Regions from separate parts of the Homo sapiens genome. Here region 1 is linked to region 2. A link is an interaction called in ENCODE POLR2A ChIA-PET data of the cell type or tissue named here. Cell type or tissue: PC-9. All regions are shown on one strand. Each heading gives the region's core, and the rest is flanking DNA. Links, peaks and the distances in the headings are about the cores only.

The links. Peaks named below come from ENCODE experiments on the same cell type or tissue, not always from the same donor. Only the 100,000 strongest peaks of a DNase experiment are listed, where the experiment ranks them.
Region 1: POLR2A ChIA-PET joins it to region 2 with 25 read pairs; 3 of 35 experiments call an interaction of 5 or more read pairs at or near these places.

What each region holds. Positions count from the first base shown.
Region 1 is chr20:44,716,743-44,727,152 of GRCh38, forward strand. It overlaps CCN5 (cellular communication network factor 5), which reads left to right. Exons shown (of 4, transcript NM_003881.4): 2 at 3,155-3,371; 3 at 7,996-8,250; 4 at 10,345-10,410. KCNK15-AS1 (KCNK15 and WISP2 antisense RNA 1) reads right to left here. Exons shown (of 5, transcript NR_132377.1): 4 at 1-51. Among named protein-coding and RNA genes, the nearest start is that of CCN5, 6.6 kb to the left of the region's middle. RefSeq lists an enhancer at 9,967-10,410. In PC-9, for the core only: a CTCF peak has its summit at 1,438; DNase peaks (open chromatin) are centred at 4,129 and 4,459; H3K27ac peaks cover 1,748 bases.
Region 2 is chr20:45,044,872-45,055,281 of GRCh38, forward strand. All of the region lies in intron 10 of STK4 (serine/threonine kinase 4), which reads left to right. Among named protein-coding and RNA genes, the nearest start is that of KCNS1, 51 kb to the right of the region's middle. RefSeq lists a silencer at 6,959-7,028. In PC-9, for the core only: no CTCF peak of the experiment used is centred there; no DNase peak of the experiment used is centred there.

The sequences.
Region 1 (10,410 bases), core at 1,060-9,059, 330 kb before region 2:
GGCCGTTGGCTCCGGGGCTCCTGGCTGTGGACCGGGGCAGGAGGCAGACACCTGGACACAAGCAAAATCACATTGATCAAGGACTGGCCAGAACCTCATTTAATCTCCATCATCACTCAGAAACAGGTTGTCTCTACTCCAGTTTACAGAGGAGAAAACTGAGCTTCACCTCCACCTTCCAAAGCCGTTTGTCCACATGTTCAGTCACGTAGCAAGTCACTGGCAGAACTTGAATCTCAACTCTTGCCCAAAAAACTCCATGCCCAGTACTCCTGCCCCAGATATCATGAGCCTTGCCCCCCACCACCAGATATCACAGCAAGGCCCTGGGGAAACTGAGGCACAATGGGACAACTTGAGTTTGGGCCTTGGATGTCAACTTGAACTTGGATGTCAATCCTGATTCTGTCTCTTACTGGCTGTGTTACTACACGGTTTGAGCTCCAGTTTTCTCATCTTTAAAATGGGCATAATGATGGCACCTCACATTGGAGGGGTAAATGAGACAACAGCACTTGGCACATGACATACATATGGTATCACATGAGATAATTGTACACTAGAATAGTTGATATCATTAATAGCCTCTCCTGGGTATCGGGGCCTACAGAGTCCTGCCCCCTGACAAGCATGGCCAGTAGAGGGGTCCACAGTGGGAGCCAAGGTGCACAGCTGCTGGTCTATTTCCTGGCACTCCTGTTTTCAGGTGGGAGGGACCTGAGAGTCATTTCTGACAGTCCTCCCTCCATTGCCCACAAGCCAAGGGAGCTGAACCTCTGACTTAGAAGGGAACCCAAAAGCCTAGACCGTTTCTATGTGAATCACCTGTGGATTTATGAAAATGCAGATTCGGGCTGGGCGTGGTGGCTCATGCCTGTAATCCCAGCACTTTGGGAGGCCGAGGTGGGTGGATCATGAGGTCAGGAGTTTGAGACCAGCCTGGCCAGCATGGTGAAACCCCGTCTCTACTAAAAATACAAAAAATTAGCTGGGCATGGTGGCATGCACCTGTAATCCTAGCTACTTGGGAGGCTGAGGCCTCCCAAGAATTGCTTGAACCTGGGAGGCGAAGGTTGCAGTGAGTCGAGATCGTGCCACTGCACTCCAGCCTAGGTGACAGAGCAAGACTCCATCTCAAAAAAGAAAAAAAAAAAAAAGAAAGAAAAAGAAAAGAAAATGCAGATTCGGATTTATTATATAAAAATTCAGCTTCGGATTTATAGAGGGGCTCCAGATGCTGCCTCTCTGACAAGCTCCTAGATGACGCTGCTGCTGCTAGTTCAGACCACACCTTGAGGGGCGAGGCTAGGCCATCGTCTCTAGAATCTGAACAGCCTGCAGCGATGGGATCCACTCCCTTGTGAGGCAGCCAGACACCTAGCTCCGTGTGTCCATCTGCTACTCAGTGCTGTCTCAGTGGGGGCTGTGATCGCCTCCTACTTTGTGGCCCCCACCAGAGGCTGGTCAGCCAGTTTGCAATGGCTCCTAGTGGCCGGCGTGGGAGTTGCCGGGAACTGAAAGCAGGTTTGCAGGATTGTGGGTAGTGGGGGCACTGGGCGGGGCAGAGGGTGAGGCAGAGCAAAGGGGTCATTGCCTGCTTTGGGGCTGCACAGGAGATATGAGGTCATTAATTCCATCATTATAAACTGCAAGCCTCCATTCCTCTAGATGAAACCCTCATCCCCTAAGGATCCTACTAAACTCAAACTTGGCCCCCCAAAGATGGGGCCACTGGAAGCATCTTGAATTATACTTCCTTCTTGGTCCCCACCTTCAAATGGGCAGACAGGGAGCTCACGGCACCTGCTGTATGCTTTGGTTGTTTCTCTGATGTGGGTGGCGAGGGTCAGGCAGGCCACATGGGCTGATACCCTGATCCTGTCTCTGGGGAGTGGGTCCCTGGCTTACGGACACAGTCTACCCCCATCCCGTGTCCCTGAGTCCTCACTTGGGAAGCAGGACCGGGGACGCTCCCAGCCCTGAATCGAACACACTGACGTGTGCTAAGTTCCTGTCCCTCTCTGGAGCTCAGTTTCCCCATCCGTACCTGGCAGGGGGAGGAGGTTAGACTGGGGCAGAGGTGCTGAAAACCTAGCTGAGCTTCAGAAGCCACTGGACAGCTTATTAAAAATAAAGATTCCAGGTCCCTGACTCTGGGACTTCTGATTTTGTAAGCCCCAGAGTGGGTTGGGGGTCTGTATTTTCCCAAGTCTCCTGGCTGATGTGATGTACCTCCAGAGCTGGGACACATGCTGAATGGATCGAAAGGCCAAAAACATCCATGATATGGTTCAATTTATTCAGTCCTAAGATAAGTATCCGTATGCTGGAAAATGTACCAGACCCTACCATTTTCATCCTTGACTTGTTGCTTTTGCCTTTCTGTAAGCTCCCAGAGGGCTGGGGCTGAGCCCTCTGCCACCATTAACAACAAGGATCATCAAAGCTAAGTGCAGTGAGCGCCTACTGCATGCCAGGCCCTGTGCTGAGGGTTTGCTGTGCAGCATTTCATGTACTCCTCAGAGCAATCCTCTGAGTTAGATACTTTGAGGAAACTGAGGCTCAGAATGCTTAAGTAACTTCCTCAAGGTCACTCAGCTAATAAGGGGCAGAATTAGAACTGGAAGTCTAGCCAGGTGCAGTGGCTCATGCCTATAATCCCAGCACTTTGGGAGGCCGAGGCGGGCGGATTGCCTGAGCTCAGGATTTCAAGACCAGCCTGGGTAACATGGTGAAACCCCATCTCTATTAAAAATACAAAAATTGCCAGGCATGGTGGTGGGCGCCTGTAGTCCCAGCTACTCGGGAGGCTGAGGCACGAGAGTCGCTTGAACCCAGGAGGTGGAGGTTGAAGTGAGGCTGGGATCGCGCCACTGCACTCCAGCCTGGGCAACAGAGCCAGACTCTGACTCCAAAAATAAAAATAAAAAATAAAGAACTGGAACTCTAGTCCAGAGTCCTTGCCCATAACTACATGCCATACTGCCTCTTAGGGCATGTTGTGGGACTACTGGCCTTTGAGGCCAGGTCTGCATGGCTCTGAGGCTAAGGTGTGGACACCACACTACCCAGCCTGGCAGAGAAGTGGCTGGTTGTGAGGGTCTCACTGCCCACCTCGAAAGCCCGTGGCTGAGTGAGGTCTCTGTCTCTTCAGGTGCGTACCCAGCTGTGCCCGACACCATGTACCTGCCCCTGGCCACCTCCCCGATGCCCGCTGGGAGTACCCCTGGTGCTGGATGGCTGTGGCTGCTGCCGGGTATGTGCACGGCGGCTGGGGGAGCCCTGCGACCAACTCCACGTCTGCGACGCCAGCCAGGGCCTGGTCTGCCAGCCCGGGGCAGGACCCGGTGGCCGGGGGGCCCTGTGCCTCTGTAAGCAGGTTTGCAGGACTGAGTGGGGGCGGGTGTGAGCGGGAGGTCAAGGCCGTGGTGTCCTGGATCAAAGTGCAGCCCTCCTCTCTCTACCTCCTTGGGTGCTCACTTCAGGTATCCCATCCATTCCAGCTGAACTTGGTGTCCCAAAGCCCACTCCCCACTCCCTCCTCTCCCTTCTTGGCCTCTGCTTAAACCATCTCACTACCCCAATAACCTTTCCCCATCCCTACCTGTCCAAATCATTGCCAACTTTCAAAGCCAAGTTCAAACAGCTTCTCCCCTGAGAAGCCCCCCCAGATTCTTCAAACCAGATGCCACCACTCCCTTCTCAGGATCCTTACAACACTTTGGGGAAAATAAAAGTGCAACCTTTTAGGGCATAATATGTGTCCAGAACTGTGCTAAGCACTTACTACACAAGTCACATCATCCTCACAATAACCCTATGATGGGAAGTACTTTCAGACCTATTTTATGAATGAGGAAACAGGTTCACCAGCATTAAGGGACATGCTTCATGTCACACGGCACGGGACCAGATCCAACGGGCTCTAAGGAACAGTTTATTCTGTCTTCTCCCATAGTGGGGGCCCTCGGAGCACTGCTGGGATCCTGGGTTTGCCATGTATTCAGCAGTCACCCGAGCATGTGACATTCCTCACCACTCTTCTAGGCCTTGGTATTCTCTGATGCTTCGGGGCAGGGCTTTGCAAGCTGGCTCCAGTGACTGGGTGCCAGAGAATTAGTTGTTGTGGGAGGGCTGTCCTGTGCATGGTAAGACTTCTAGCAGCATCCCCGAACTCCACCCACTGTATGCCAGCAGCACTCCCCATCCCCCAAGTCATGACAGTCTGTCTTCAGACAGTGCCAAATTTCCCCAGGGGGCAAAATCTCCAGTTGGGAACCATCACTTTAGAGAAATGCAAAGAGGCAAGAGATTGTTCTTCTTTTTTCTTTTTTAATAATAAGCCTTGTAGAACAATTTGCCTCTTTCATCTATGTGCATGTCACACTTTTATAAAAATAAGAACGAAAGAGAGAGAGAGAGAAGCTCATGAATCATTGATAATGAATTCATCTGTAGGAAAAGCCTTGTTAAAAAACAACAGGCCAGGCACAGTGACTCATGCCTATAATCCTATCAGTTTGGGAGACTGAGGCGGGACGACCACTTGAGCCCAGGAGTTCTAGTCCAGCCTTGGCAACATAGTAAGATCCTCTCTCTATCAAAAAAAAAAAAAAAAAATTAGCCGGGTGTGGTGGCACATGCCTGTGGTCCCAGCTACTTGAGAGGCTGAGGTGAGAGGCTCGCTTGAGCCTGGGTGTTTGAGGCTGCAGTGAGCCATGGTTGCGCCACTACATTCCAGCCCGGGCAACAGACCAAACCCTATCTCCAAAAAAAAAAAAAAAAAAAAAAAAAAGTAATAACTCCATGTGAAATGCTTTATTTACAAGTACTGTAAGGATAAGGAGGGTGATTCGTTACACTGACTGAGGGATGATTGCTTATGAAAATGTATCTGAAGAACAATTGAGATAAGTAACACTTCGCTTACAAAGCTGTTATTTACATTTGCTGTGACACGTGTAAACAGCACCCACAGAGTTTATTTTACACTTGCACAGCCCTTACCACGTGTAAGACACTGAGGGTTTCACAAATATAAACTCATTTAATCTCACAACCACATGAGGTAGGTACCCTTCTCTTATAAATGGAAAAAAGGGGTACAGAGAGGCTAAGCAACTTGCCCAAGGTCACACAGCTCATAAGCGGCAGAGCTGAGATTTGAACTCAGGGAGCTGGCTCCACAAGCTCCATTGCTCAACTGCCTGACATGCAGCAGTTGATTAGTACATAGGCTGTGATTGTTAATAACTGTATTAAGGGATTTTTCTTATTCCATCTTAATTCAGACTTCAAACACCTGCAGGCCAAAGGCGTACTTGGGTCCCTGGTCCTTCCTGCAACTTCCCACCTTGGTCTGTCAACATGATGGGTGCTCAACAGTGTTTAATGATTTAAACTGAATTTAGAGGCCGGGAACTGGTGAACCCCAAAGAGTCCAGCTAAGACATCACAAAGGCTCAGTCTAGGGCTTTGCAGGGAACATACTGCCAAAAACCTCTCCCATCACTTACTCGTTGAACGCTCTTCTCTAAGGGCCAACTCTGAGCTGTGAGATGTGCTGCAGATTCACCATCGTGATAACAGCGCATCCAATGCCGGGATCCTGATCTTCCGCCCCCCAGAACGGCCTCCCCAGTCTGTTGAGAGCACCTCCATCCTTCTCATGGCTCAGACTCAAGACCTGGGAGTCGTTCTAGAGGTCTCTCTATCTCTCTCTCTTTTTTTTTTTTTTTTTTTTGAGATGGAGTCTCACTCTTTCACCCAGGCTGGTGTGCAGTGGCAGGATCTCAGCTCACTGTAACCCCATCTCTTGCGTTCAAGCGATTCTCACGCCTCAGCCTCCCAAGTAGCTGGGATTACAGACACATACCACCATGCCTCGCTAATTTTTGTATTTTAGTATTTCAGTAGAGACGGGGTTTCACCATGTTGGCCAGGCTGGTCTGGAACTCCTGACCTCAAGTGATCCACCCGCCTCGGCCTCCCTAAGTGCTGGGATTATAGGTATGAGCCACCACAGCCGGTCTAGACATCTCTCTTTTCTCACCTCCCACATACCACCCACCAGCAAATTCATCGTGTATTTCCAGCATCCGACACTCCCATCCCTTCTGGTCTGAGCCCCGTCATCATTGGCCTGGATTTTGCAGTAGCCCCATAATCATCTCCCTCCTTCTGTCGTTGCCCCTGGTCTATTCACAACACAGCAGTCAGAGAGCTCCTGGGAAGTCATAAGCCAGATCACCTCCCTCCTCTGCCCCAAGCCTTCTGGTGGCTTCCCATCTCAGAGGAAAAGCCAAAGTCCCCACAGTGGCCTACAAGGCCCCAACAGGATCCTGTTCATGCTTCCTCTCTGACCTCCTCTCCTCCTGCTCTCTGCTCCAGCCACATTGGCCCCTTGCTGTTCCTTAAATACCCCAGGCACACTCGTGCCTCAGGGCCTTTGCACTGGCTGTTCCCTCTACCAGCATTATTTCTCAGCAAGGCCTTCCCTGCTGGAGGATTAGATGAGCTAGGGGACTTACAGCATTTTGCCCCAAGCCTGGCACATAGCAGATGCTACGTGGAAGCATAACCCTCTCCTGTTTATTGAGCATCTGCTATGTGCCAGGCTTGGGGCAAAATGCTGTAAGTCCCCTAGCTCATCTAATCCCCCAGCAGCCCTGTGAGCCGGGTACCAAGGCTCAGAGAGGCAAAATAACTTGCCCCAGGCCCCACAAGTGGGAGCCAGAGTTGGAACCTAAGTATGTGTGGTTTTGGTTCTGAAACCCCTGTGTGTGTACAGACCTACTGGAAGGTTTTCTCAGAAGATCTGGGAGAACTTGTTTGCTAATGAGTCCTTTCCCCAGACGTAGCTCAGTGGCCACCCAGGTCTCACACACACGCTGTTTCCCGTCTGCACTTCCTGAGCAGCTCACACGCTTCACCAGCGCTCTTACTTCATTCTGTCTTGGAGATGATGCCCTCACACCCGTCCCCCTTTCCCAAGCCCATGAGTCCCTCAAGGCAGGAACTGTCCTCTTTCTGTCTGGGAGCACAGTGGTTGGCACACAGGCGGGAAACAGTAAATATCTCTGGAATGATAAGGAGTAGGGCTATTTTATCAGGGTCTCTCATGTGCCAAGGCTTATGCCAGCTATTCACTGAAGGGGCATTCCTACAGTACTGTGTGTCGCACCTAGGCTCTGAGCCCACCGGAGGGTGCAGAGACGCACACTGGCCGCCCCAGCCCTCAAGGAGTTCATGTCCAGTGGAGGAAGTGGCAATAACACCCATATCTTGAGGGCTTCATTGAAAGAGTGTTCCCTGAGCACCTAGGCCATGCCTAGCACTGTGTGCTAGAGGGTACGGACATGTCATCCCATGGAACCTGAAGTTACGATTACTGAGCTCATCATTGCTGTAGTTCAGGCCACTCAGAGAAGTTAAGTAACTTACTCAAAGACACACAGCCAGCAAGTTAAGCCCTGACCTGACAGTGATGACAGCACAAGTGGACAACGACTTTGTTGCATGAAATCTCAGCGTGTATAGAATACTTAAACTTTATTAATATATAGTAACTATACTAATGATAATAACAGAGTAGCTAGGACCTATGGAAGGTCTCTTTTATGTTGTGATCATTACGCCTATCATTCCGAGTAGTCTCTACCACCCTGGAAAATAAGTACCATTATATCCCAGCTTGCAAATGTGGAAACTGAGGCAAGAAGAAGTGAAATCACTTGGCCCAGGTTCACAGCTAAGAAAGGGCAGAGTTTGGGGGGTCAATCCAGGCCTGTCTTCTTGCAATCCCTGTGCCGGGATCCAGGGTGCCCCAGCAGGCTGGTGGAGGGCTGGGGAGAGGTGCATATCCTGGGCTGGAGCCCTGGGCAGGGCCCAGCTACTGTGAGGCAGCTGCCTCAGGCAGCGGGATCTGGGCAGCTCTGCAGAGAAGGCTGTGCCGCTTTGCGGGTCACCGATGGGGGTGCGGTTTTTCCTCCGCAGTGGCAGAGGACGACAGCAGCTGTGAGGTGAACGGCCGCCTGTATCGGGAAGGGGAGACCTTCCAGCCCCACTGCAGCATCCGCTGCCGCTGCGAGGACGGCGGCTTCACCTGCGTGCCGCTGTGCAGCGAGGATGTGCGGCTGCCCAGCTGGGACTGCCCCCACCCCAGGAGGGTCGAGGTCCTGGGCAAGTGCTGCCCTGAGTGGGTGTGCGGCCAAGGAGGGGGACTGGGGACCCAGCCCCTTCCAGCCCAAGGTGAGCGCAGCGGTGGTCCAGGTCAGGGCAGGACTGCCTGGGGGCGCCAAGGGCCACCTAGGGGGTGGGGTGGGGGGCGGCTTCCTGGGTACCAGGACCCAGGGACACATCAGAAGCTGGGAGGGGCGGAGGCTGAGGAGGGAGATAAGAAAGAGGAGTGGAGGGCCGGGCGCTGTGGTTCACCCTTGTAATCCCAGTACGTTGGGAGGCCAAGACGGGCGGATCACCTGAGGTTAGGAATTCGAAACCAGCCTGGCTGACATAGGAAAACCCCGTCTCTACTAAAAATTCAAAAATTAGCCTAGCATGGTGGCGGGCATCTGTAGTCCCAGCTACTTGGGAGGCTGAGGCAGGAGAATCGCTTGAACCCGGGAGGCAGAGGTTGCAGTGAGCCCAGATCACACCACTGCACTCCAGCCTGGCCGACAAGCACGAAACTTCATCTCAAAAAGAGGAAAAAAGAAAGAGGAGTGGAGGGTCACCAGGCCTCCCTCTTTAAAACCAATAAACAAAAAGCCACTGCCTTTGAGATGTGTAATTTAAAACCATAAATAATTAAAAATAAAAACTGGGTGACAGAGCCGGGAGAGGAAAGGTGGGTTAGGGTATGTGAACCAAATTCTCACATTTCAGAGATATAATAGAGCTAAGCTCTTAGAATATATAATATTATCGTATTTATAATATATTGATACATATTAATATATTTAGTAATTTATTATTATTTGGGCTTACTAAAAAAGGAACTCAAAACTGAACGAGGCAAAGTGGCTGCTCTGGAATGTGGGCCGGGGGTGGGCTAGAGATGGAGAAAAGACAGTTACCTCCCACCGTCCCACTATAAATCTTCAATTTTAGAGATTTTTGTTGTTGCTGTGTTGCTTTTTGAAAATTATCACATGAATGTGACTTTCTAAAAAAGGCAACTGAAAAGAGGAGGATTGATTTCATAAATGCTGCTGCCACCCACAAGAGGTAGTCACGTGTTATGGGTCAGGTGCACGGCATCTGCAACAGCCCCGCCATCCCCTTTTTGCTGTGTGACTCTGAGAAAGTTGCTTAACTTCTCTGTGTCTCAGTTTCTCCAGCTGTAAAATGGGGACAATAAGAGCATCCACTTCATAGCGTTGTGAGAACTACTTGAGTTTGTTCAAGTTAAGCAGCTGTAGCAGTGCCTGGCACATGGTACTATATCAGAGGTAGCCGTTATTATCCCTGTGATGGAATATGATATATCCATTTAAATACATAGGAAAACACCAGTGAGTTCACCTTATGGATAAAAGCAGGATAAGAAGGTGTATTTCCAACTCGATCTCAACTAAGTGTGTCCCTATGCACGTATACAGGTATATCTACACATACACATGCATACACAGCACACACATGTGGGTAGAAATCAGGGTTTCTCAACGTCAGCACTAGTGACAATTGGGGCAAGTAATTATTTGTTGGGGGGGTTTTCCTGTGCACTGCAGGGTGCTTAGCAGCATTCCTGACTTCTACTCACTAGATACCAGTAGCATCCCCCCAGTTGTGATCACCAAAACTGTCTCCAGATATTGCCAAACCTTTCCTGGGAGGCAAAATTACCCTAGTTGAGGACTTCTAGTGTAAGACTAGAAGGAAGGACACCAAAATACTCACAGAGGGAGACTTGGAGCAGAGAAAAAGCTAGACCATGGTGAACCTGCCATCTTGTTCCTGGCACAAGAATCCTGGAATCTTTAGCATCCTTGCCACTGGGCCAAAGCACCACTCCACACAGGCTGGGCACCCCCTGCCTGTAAAATGCTGTTTATCCAAAGAGACGAGAAAACCATGGTTCACTGAGGGACCATCGTGACCAACACACTCTGGTTGCCAAATAACTAATATTTATGGAAATCTTACAAGTACCAGGTACTGTGCTAGGCACTTCATGCCCATTATTTTATTCAATGCCATCCACTGTTAAGAAATTTACATAACAAGAAACTGAGATGCAGAGAGGCTGAGCCATTTGACCAAGATTGCCGTGGCCGCTGGCAGGTGGGTTGATTGAGCTGCTGAGCCCTGGCTGCTCAGTGCTAACTCTTGTTCTTTCCCCCCTAGGACCCCAGTTTTCTGGCCTTGTCTCTTCCCTGCCCCCTGGTGTCCCCTGCCCAGAATGGAGCACGG
Region 2 (10,410 bases), core at 759-8,758:
TACCTATCCTGCTTTTCCCACAGAGTTGGAGAAAGGATCAAATGAAATATACATTGGGTTATTTGAACTAAGTTTACTTTCAAAACTTTGGTAGAATTTTATTAGCCAAGAATTATAAGGCCGTTGATGTTTATTTTCGGTTCATTGTGTATTAAGTATTATCACTTATTTTTATTTCACATTTTATTTTACTATTATAAAAAAATTAACTCTTTGAATGATGACAAATAATTCAGAAGTGAGGAAGACAAAGGAGCAGTTAAGCCTGGATTTCTGGTATGACTCCGTTTGCTGATGATAGTAACATTATCACTTTAGATCTAGGTAGCATTTAATATAGTTAAAGATGCATTCATAGTTTGTTCTTTTGTTTGGCAATGCTTACAGTGTTTCTGTGAGGTAGCAGGGTGGGGTTTCTTATCCTCTTATAGTTTGAGGAACTGGAGCCCAGAGACATTTTACAAAGGCATCTTTCCTACTTGGTGCCAGAATCAGGTCTGGAACCCAGACCCCTAAGTGGCTTCCTGTCTGCGTTAATTCATAAGTGTGTGTGTTTTCTCACATGAAAACAAAAACAAAAACTATGCTTACATATTAAATACCCAATGTTATAAACCAGGAAAAAGAATCTTCTTTCAAATAACATGTGATAGGGACTACAGTAACCAGGAAGAATGATTTCAGGTTTATTGCATCTTCCTGGGAATTTCGTGACATTAGAGGAGTATTTATTATTAACTCACAGTGTTTTTTTTCATGCTTATTGAGAACACAATGCAGATTGACAAGCTTTGTATTTCATTAATTGTTTATGCAAACAATTCTTATTGGAGCAATTTAATTTGTACTTTCTTTTGCTGTTCTTTCTTATTTACTTTCTAATTATGGGTTGTACAGTAATTTTGCTATTGTCAGAAAGTGTCTTTTTTTTTTGTTTGTTCGTTTGTTTTTTTGAGAAGGAGTCTCGCTCTGTCGCCCAGGCTGGAGTGCAGTGGCCCAATCTCGGCTCACTGCAACCTCTGCCTCCCGGGTTCAAATGATTCTCCTGCCTCAGCCTGCTGAGTAGCTGACATTACAGGTGCATGCCACCATGCCTGGCTAATTTTTGTATTTTTAGTAGAGATGGGGTTTCACCATGTTGGCCGGGCCAGTCACAAACTCCTGACCTCAGGTGATCCGCCTGCCTCCGCCTCCCAAAGTGCTGGGATTATAGGCCTGAGCCACCGCACCTAGCCAGAAAATGTCATTCTAACTAAAAAGGCATTATTATTTTAAGAACATTTTTGGTTTTCGCCAGGTGCAATCCCAGCCCTTTGGGAGGCCAAGGCAGGAGGATTGCTTGAGGTCAGGAGTTCATGACTAGCTTGGGCTACATAGCAATACCCTGTATCTACAAAAAAAAAAAAAAGAAAAATTGGCTAAGTGTGGTGGTGCGTACCTGTAGTCCCAGCTACTCAGGAGGCTGAGGCAGAAGGATCGTTTGAGCCCAGGAAGTTGAGGCTGCAGCAAGCCATGACTGTGGCACTGCACTGTAGCCTGGGTAACAGAATGAGACCCTATCTCAAAACTAAAAGGAAAAAAAAAAAAAAGCAAATATAACCTCTGAAAACAAAGGTATCTATTGTGGAGGAATCTTAATGGATACAGGAAATATTTGATATATTTTCTGGTTATATCTCTGTCACAGTGTGCTTGTCAGTCTCATTCAGGCACTTGTTCCTGAATTTTTCTTCTCTTCTACTCTGTTATCTATTGTCTAATCAGTATGGGCTTTTCTGCTAATTTGCTTTTCTTTTTTTTTTTAAATTTATTTATTTATTTTTTTTCCGAGATGAAGCCTTGCTCTGTCACCTAGGCTGGAGTGCAGTGGCGTGATCTCGGCTCACTGCAACCTCCGCCTCCTGGATTCAAGCAATTCTCCTGCCTCAGCCTCCTGAGTAGCTGGGATTACAGGCACCTGCCACCACATCTGGCTAATTTTTGTATTTTTAGTAGAGACAGGGTTTCACCATGTTGGCCAGGCTGGTCTTGAACTCCTGACCTCGTGATCTGCCCGCCTCGGCCTCCCAAAGTGCTGGGATTACAGGTGTGAGCTACCACGCCCAGCCTAATTTGCTTTTCTTACTCCAGTGTTAGATAATGAATATTTTTAGTAATCTTCATATTGGTTGCTCATTATCTTGTCTAATTTTAAATTTTATTGGCAGACACACTTGGTCTCTTAAGACTAACTACATTTTGGATTTTGACAAGGAAATGATGAAAATAGCAGTTATTGAATGCTTGTTGTGTGTTAGGTCCCTGTAAATGTTTTATACCATCTTCTTTTCATAATATCCTCACATGGTAGATCTTATAGATCTTATTCCCACTTATTTGACAGAGAGGCTTTGAGGCGCTAGGTGACAAGAGATGCTAGGTGACCTGTCCCACCCTTGGTGCATGATTAATAAAAGATAGACCATTATTTTTCTCAGAATAACGCACGTTTGTTTGTGTGAGAATGGTTATATATGTGCCGATGGTAAACATTCATCTAATTCAGATGCTGCATCTTTTCTTTCTCTAACATGTGCAGCCCTTAGCGAATTGCCATAGCATGCAGGTGCTCAGAATGTGTTATTTGATTATGTTATTTGGGCCCATTGTGCACTCTTTGGAAATCTTTTTAAATTTCTTCAGATTTTCTTTTTGTAATATCCATTCATCTATGTGTATAGGAATATGTTAATTGGACTATAATTTCATAGATGTGGAATTTAGATTTCTTCCCTGCTTCTTTGGTAAAACTGTAGTAAAAAACATTGATTGGAAATACAGTGTTGGGAATTCCCTTGATCGAATTGGATAAAGCATAAAGCATTTAGCAAAGTGCCTGGCATTCCTAATCTATTATTAATATGTGGGTTCCTTTTAGAGTGATGGCTTATTTATAGTGAAGAAGAGCAGTGGGTTGGGAATCAGGTCTCAGCTCTGACTGTAACTAGCTTTGTGTCCTTAAGTAAGCCACCTAACCTTTCTGGGACTCTGTTTCTTTGTCTGCTAAAGGTAAGATTAAGCCTTCAAGAGCCCTCAAACTCTCTTGGTCTTTGTTTGCCAATTTAAAAAATGCAGCTAATGCGTCTCTCTCATAGGGATCATGTGAGCCTAAAATAAAGAGCTTGTGTAAAGTGTGTAAAAGATGCTCAGTATATATAAGGTTCTTTTCCTGTTCTTTTAAAAGCAGAGAAATGCTTAGGACACCCAGGACGCCAACATGAGCATAGAAGGCAGTCTGATATACTGACCAAGAGCAGATAGACTTGGATCCATTGCTGGTTTCATTATTTATGGGACCAGTAACTCTAGGCTTCTCACCCAACCTAAAATGAAGATACTAATCATATTTACTTCTGAGTTATTGAGAAGATTAATTTAAAAATGCTTTTAAAGTGCTTAGCAGAGTATCTGACACAGAGTAGGCATTCAGTAAATTTTATTTACATGTGTAACACTTAGGGTGGGAGACATGGATGAACTACTGGAAAAGGGAAAGATACTGAGGTGGGCTGCCCTAAAAAAGGAAGGTAAGAGGAAGACCTACACTTATTTCACACTTTTGTTGCAGGCCCTGCTAGTTCACACATTGTTTGCTTTGTGATTTTTTTTTTTTGAGACGGAGTGTTGCTCTGTTGCCCAGGCTGGAGTGCAGTGGCGTGGTCTTGGCTCACTGCAACCTCTGCCTCCTGCGTTCAGGTGGTTCTCCTGCCTCAGCCTCCCGCCACCATGCCCGGCTAATTTTTGTATTTTTAGTAGAGACGGGGTTTCACCATGTTGGCCAGGCTGGCCTCGAACTCCTGACCTCAGGTGATCCATCCGCCTCGGCCTCCCAAAGTGCTGGAATTACAGGCGTGAGCCACCATGCCCAGCCATGATATTTATTTTATACCTAAGATGAGCTTAATTCTGTTATGACTTTCTTGTTCCTAGGGTGAGCTTAATTCTGTTATGACTTTCTTGTTCCTAGGGTTTAAATATCAAGGATACTCACTAAAACACTGATAGACCTTTTGTGTTTTCTCTGATTGCTTCCCTTCTGTGCCTGCCTGGAGGCTATAGGTCCTGGACAGTTCCCACATTGATGTTTTTTTTTTCAAAACAGTTTTTTCCTGATGGTACATTTGTTAATGTAAAATAGCTCAAGTAAATGTATGTGCGTATGTATGAAAGAGACAGAGAGAGACAGAGAGAGCTGTATGGGATCCATCAGCTGCCGAGGGTACCCTTTCATCAAGCAGAGTTCACATTGCAGAGCATTGGATCAGAGGGTGGCCAGCAGCTGGAGGGAGAGCAAACTTGAATCTACTTTATAGACCCACTAGTCACTTCCATTTGCCCTTTACTTAGGAGAAAATACACAGCAAAAACTGTTCTTTAGACATGGATGCATCTAGTTTAATAAATCTTAATGTAGTGCTATTAAAAATGAGGTAAAGTCAGGAAATTTTCTACCCCCTCCCAAGTGCTCTTATTCCTAGATATGCAGGACCAAGCATAAAGTTATTTTCACACATTGGGAAGAAATGTTCCATTCCAATTTCAAGTGGAGGTTTTCCACTTTTGGAAGTGCTGCTGAGACTGCAATTATAAACTACAACTATTCTTTTAAAACAGTTCCTGGGATGAATTAAGATCTTGCAGTAAAAATACCATATACAATCTGTCACATTATCTGTGGAACTCTTCCCTTTGCCAGCTTGGTCAGTGAGGGTAACAGCTGCCCAGAGTTCATTGCTAAACGGATGTTTAACAATGGTACTGTGAATTCAGCACTTCATATTAGAATAATGCTTGAGTTCCTGGTATTCGGTTAATGGAGTTTTACGTACAGTGATACAGAAAATATGTGATGCACAGGATTTCAGCTTTTTAAGAATTCTCACCACTTCTCCTCCCATCTCAATTTTGTTGTTGTGGAAAATGAAAATCCCACAGGAAAGCCAAGTGTAGTCCTCATTCCCTGACTTCTGGCTTTGTACTCCATCACTTTCCACTTCCTTCCCCTCCCCTCTCTACACTGTTCACCTGGGCCTAAACGTCTGAATGACTGCAGCCTCAAGGAAAGCTTCAAGTTAGACTAGATGACCTTTAAGGTTTTGTTAATCCTGAGAATCCGTTTGGCCACATCAATGAGCTCCTTTGTATCTACTCAAATGTGATAGAACAGACGAGCATTCAGAGTAAGGGGATCTTCCTAGGCTGGCTGCAGAGAGAACAGTCAGCAGTGCTCGTGCCATGGCTACAGATTACACATCTCACTCTGGGGGTGTGTGGGGACTGGGAAAGGGGGAGCCAGTTTGGCCTGTGGCACATGTAATTTTTATACTTTGAACTACTGAAATGGGTCTGAGTTCTCCAGCTCTTCACAGACCCCATCACTTCCTGTTTTTGTTTTATGAGCAGACTGTTGAGTTTATTTCTGTTGTCTTTGCCAGTCTCTCAAAACATTTGTGTTTGTGATCTCTGATTTAACCAGTCTCCAGCTGATGGTCATTTAGGTAGCCTTCAGCTTTTTAATATTAATAAATATTGCTTTAATAACATCTTTGCATGGTACGCCCTTAGAATTAATTCCTGCAGTAGAATTATTGGGTCAAACTGTTCACAAATTTGAAATTTTGATACATATTGTTAAATTTCCCTATCGTTTTTGGTATGTGAATTGTTGCTTTATATTATTTACTGAATTTTCCATGGAATTCTTATTTTCTTTATTGATTTTAAAGACTTCTTCAGCTATCAAGTCAGGTTATGAACCTTTTAACATATGTGGTAAAGATATTCTGCTAGAATATCTTTTAAAGCTTTGTATATGGTATCTAACTTCAGACATTTAAATTTTTATATATTTTGATTTATTAGCTTTTTCTTGTGGTTTCTGGAATTTTATGTCATCTTTGGGAAAGTTTTTCACATTCTAAGATTACAAAAATATTAACCCTTACTTTGTTTTAGAATGTTTTATTATTTTTTCTTTCTCAATATTTAATCTATCATGTATTTGTCTTGGTGTTAAGAGTAAGGTAGCAATCGAGCTTTATATTTTTCTAACAACCAAGGGTTTAAAAAATACATAATTAATTTAGAATTACCAAATCTTAATAGCTTATAGTACCTAAAAGTGGCTTGTTTTTACAGATAGAAACTTTCCACTTCAAACTCTGAGTTTTAATGTTTTTCGGCTTTTAAAACCTCTAGAAAGAAACTGTGAACAGAACACCGTATTGGTTTTGGCATTAACCTTAATGCATCTCAAATAGGCTGATTCTACAGAATTTGATCCAAAGTACTTCTATGTCTTGATCCTTTTTTTGCCAAGCAAAATTGATTGTTTCTAACCAAAAGGCCTTTAGTGCTAGACTGAAAGAAAAGTAAGGTGGTCCTTCTGTGCTGGTTGTATTTTATATAATTTGGCATCAAGTACAATGCTTTTTATTTTTCTCTTTAGTTTCTTTCTTTTCTCTAGCCTTTGATGGTCCAGGCCTCTTGTTGCTAGGGGGCTTTTTGGGAGACAAATTCAAATCCTTACTGTCTAGCTCATTGTTATTGTATCTTTTAGTGAGTTCCTTTTTTCATGGTAGTTCAATAAGTGGTTACCAGGGGTCTTTCTTTGACAGTTATTACTAGCTTCTCTTGTATAGTGGGATTTAGCTGTGGGTTGATTTGTTGTGCTGGTATGTTTTCAACTGCAGCGATGCATTGCTCTATCACATGGATTCTTTTTATAGCTTCATTAGAGGTGTTTTAGTTCCTCTTTTGAATATTTATCTGAGTATCTTAGTACCTTGGCAGTCACACTATCCTAAATTATTATAGTGCCTTCTAAAGTAGATTTTGTCATTGAGGCTTATGTTTAGGTCAGGCTTGCAGGCAGGGAGACAGATTATGCCATTGTGGTTGAGAGGCATATAGTGGTTAAAACCACTGGAGTTATTCTGTTAGGGCTCATAGCCTATCTTCTCCACCTATTATGCCACCTGTCTAACCCTTGATTGTCTTATCTGTCAAACATGGTAAAGTCATACCTCTTTCATAGGGCTGTCGTGAGTATCAAATGAGATGCAGGTTGCGTAATCCCAAATCCAAAAATCCAAAATCCAAAACACTTCTGGTCCCAGGCATCTTGGATAAGGGATACTAAACCTGTAATGCACGTAAAGCACCTTTAGGACAATGGTCCTTACTGCTGGCCTGCAATAAGCACTTAATAAATGTTATTATTTTCTTCTTTTTTGGTGTTGGTTTGCTCTTCTATAATGTTACAATGCTATTTTGTTAACCTTCTAGTTGTAAAAACACACTCATTATAGAAAGTTTAGAGACTGAAGAAAAGCTTAAAGAAGAAAATGTCTCTTACAACTCTTCCACCCCCCCCAGCAATAATAATTACATTTTAACATTTCCTTCCAGTTTTTTAATACTTAGATATTATTTTACACAGCTGAGATCATTCTGCATGCATAATAAATCTTGATTTTTTTTCACTTAACATATCTTAAACATTTTCTCATATCATTAAAAACACTTGTGAAATCATTTTTAAGGGTCACATAGTAGCCCATCACATTACATTCTTTTGATTGATTTAATCATCCTCTTTTTACTTGGCATTTAACATTTGGGGCTTTTTTGGTTGGAGTTGGGTTGTTTTCAGGTCGTTCTAATATATTAAGCCAGGCTTTTTTCTTGTCAACAGGAGGTTTGGGGATTGAGTCTTTGTGATTGTTTTTATTGTTGCATTTTTTTGCCTGTTGAGTGTGTGAATTAAGCTGGGGTTTTAACCATCAGCACCTGCGCTCTCAGACTCTTGCCACCACCTTTCTGGACAATCTCCATGCTCTGCTTTTTAAACTTTTTCTGATGAGTTTCTTTTCTTCTGTGCTAGAAGAAAGATGAATGGAGACTATGTTTGGTGTTTAGGTTTCTGACCCGGCAGTGCCATGTGAATGCCCAGTAGCTAGCCAAGGTCAACAGCACTGCCTGTTAATGGCTTTTTACTGAAGTAGTCCTGTCGAGCAGTTTCTGGTGAGAAGACTATCCTAAATTGTTCTTGACAGGGTACACTATTTTTGTTTCAACTTCTTATTTTTCCTGTAAAGCTTGGTTTAAAGTATGTTGAGACTGAATTTATTTGTGCTTTGGAATATAATGAGATTTTGTGCTCTTTTCTTTCAGAAAACTAGCCAAGAACAGCAGTCTGGAAAAGACATATGTATCCAAAATTGCCAGGGAAACCTGCTGTGTAGATACGCTTTCTGAGAAACCACATGGTAAATGAATGTCATCTTTGTCTCAGAACCACAGTAGCCTGGTTCTGCTGGTGGATCGTGCTAGCTGATTTGAGCTGGGTTTTTAACTCAGTTATTGAAATGGCTTTGAGAGCAGGACTTAAATGCCTGCGGTTTTTGACCTCAAGAGGTTGCTTAAAACAGTATCAGCCTGTGTGAGCCTGAGACTGTTTTTCATTTCCTTTGTTTGGTTCGGAGACTGCTTGATCCATGGCTGCTTGGCAGGCTTCTTCTTTAGCGTTCATTCTTGTGGCCATTTATTCTCTGATATTAAACTACAGGATAATTTTAATCTCAACTACATGGTGAGAAAAAGAGCTGAGTCCAGACTGGCTCAGAAATGGAGCCTAAGAACTGCAATAAGTATCCTAGCACCTTAGGCCCTAGGAAGGACTGTTCCATAGTTAACTTCTGTGTGGCTTCACTGTAAGCACAGGTGACAGATGGGCATGTCTTGAATTCCTAGAAGCCATTGTCTCTCTCAATCATCTGTTCCAACACTGTATCAGAGAATGATAAACTTTCAGAATTGAAAAGGGTCTTAAAGGACATATTTTCCAGCTCTTGCTATATTTCCAACAAGAGGCATCATCTCACATTTGCTTGACTACCTGCAGTCATTTCTGAGAAGAGGGAATTCCACAAGTTGGAAGTAGTTCAAATCATTGCTCAAAGCTGTGTGTAAAGATAGTAGTTTTTTTTTGTTTTTTGTTTTTTTTTTCAGCCAAAATTTGTCCCCAGGGAACCTCTATCCATGAAATTTTGATTACTTCTCACAGGAACTTTAGCAAAAGTTAGTTGGGATTGTCTGGATTTTCCGTTTTGCAGATAGAGAAAGCCACCATCTCTTTCCCCTAACTACTTAGTACTATGGTAACTTGGGTTTAGGAAAATTTGCCAGTTCATTGTTACCAAGGCAAGTGACTAAATCGTGGGTTCTCTGTATGCTAATGCTGCCCCGCATATAGGCTTTACTGCTGTCCGTGCTTCATTCTCTCTCTGTTTAGCTGAGAAAATGAGTGTGAAAGCACTTAGCCAATAGTAGTAGATGTTGGGTGACATTTCATTAAAAGTGCAGACTCCTGGCCAGGTGCGGGGCTCACATCTGTAATCCTAGCACTTTGAGAGGCCAAAGCGGGAGGATCCCTCGAGCCCAGGAGTTTGAGACCAGCCTGACCAATGTAGCTAGACCTTGTCTCTACAAAAAATTAAAAAATTAGCCAGGCATGGTGGTGCCCACCTGTAGTCCTGCTACTCAAGAGGCTGAGGCAGGAGGATCACTTGAACCCGGAGTTTGAGGCTGCAGTAAGCTATGATTGCACCACTGCACTCTAGCCTGGGCAACAGTGGGACACCCTATCTTTTTTTTTTTTTTTTTTCAAAAAAAAAAAAAAAGGAAAAAGTACAGACCCCAGAGTCAGACAGAACCTGATTCAATTTTGATTTCAACCACTTGCGGGCTGTGTTAACCTCAATGGATTATATAATTCTTCAAACCTCAAATTCCCCATCTGTAGCACTGGGTTAATAATTATAGCTGTAAGATTTAATGAAGAGCAAATGAGATTAATACATATAAAATACTTAATGTATGGCTGCTAATAATGAACAGTTAATGCTTAAAAAATTCTGGCTTTTATTATTGCTATTGTTACTATTCCTGTAATCACTGTCCAACAAGGTCCCTGAATCTGCCCTCTCATTAAGGCAATACAGGCAGAGCTTAACCTTCTCTCCCACCTGTCCTTGTGATTTCTTCTCTCCATAGGACTACCCTTGGTATTCATTTTCACCTGATTTACCAAGAATAGCAATATAAGCATCAAAAGAAGGGGTGGGGATGGGCATGTACACAATTTCTCTGGCCCCTGGATATCCCTGCTTCTCTTACATGGGGAGGTTTCAGGAGTGACCTTGTTACTCTGCCGTGTTGTCAGAACTGGAGGTTGGGCGTTAACTTATTTTTTCTCATTTTCCTGCCTTTAGGGAAAACACGTATATTCAGAAATATCATGGTTGTCTCTATTTTCAGAGATGGTTTCATCCTCTGTGGCTCTGTCATTTGAGTATGTGTTTTTAACAA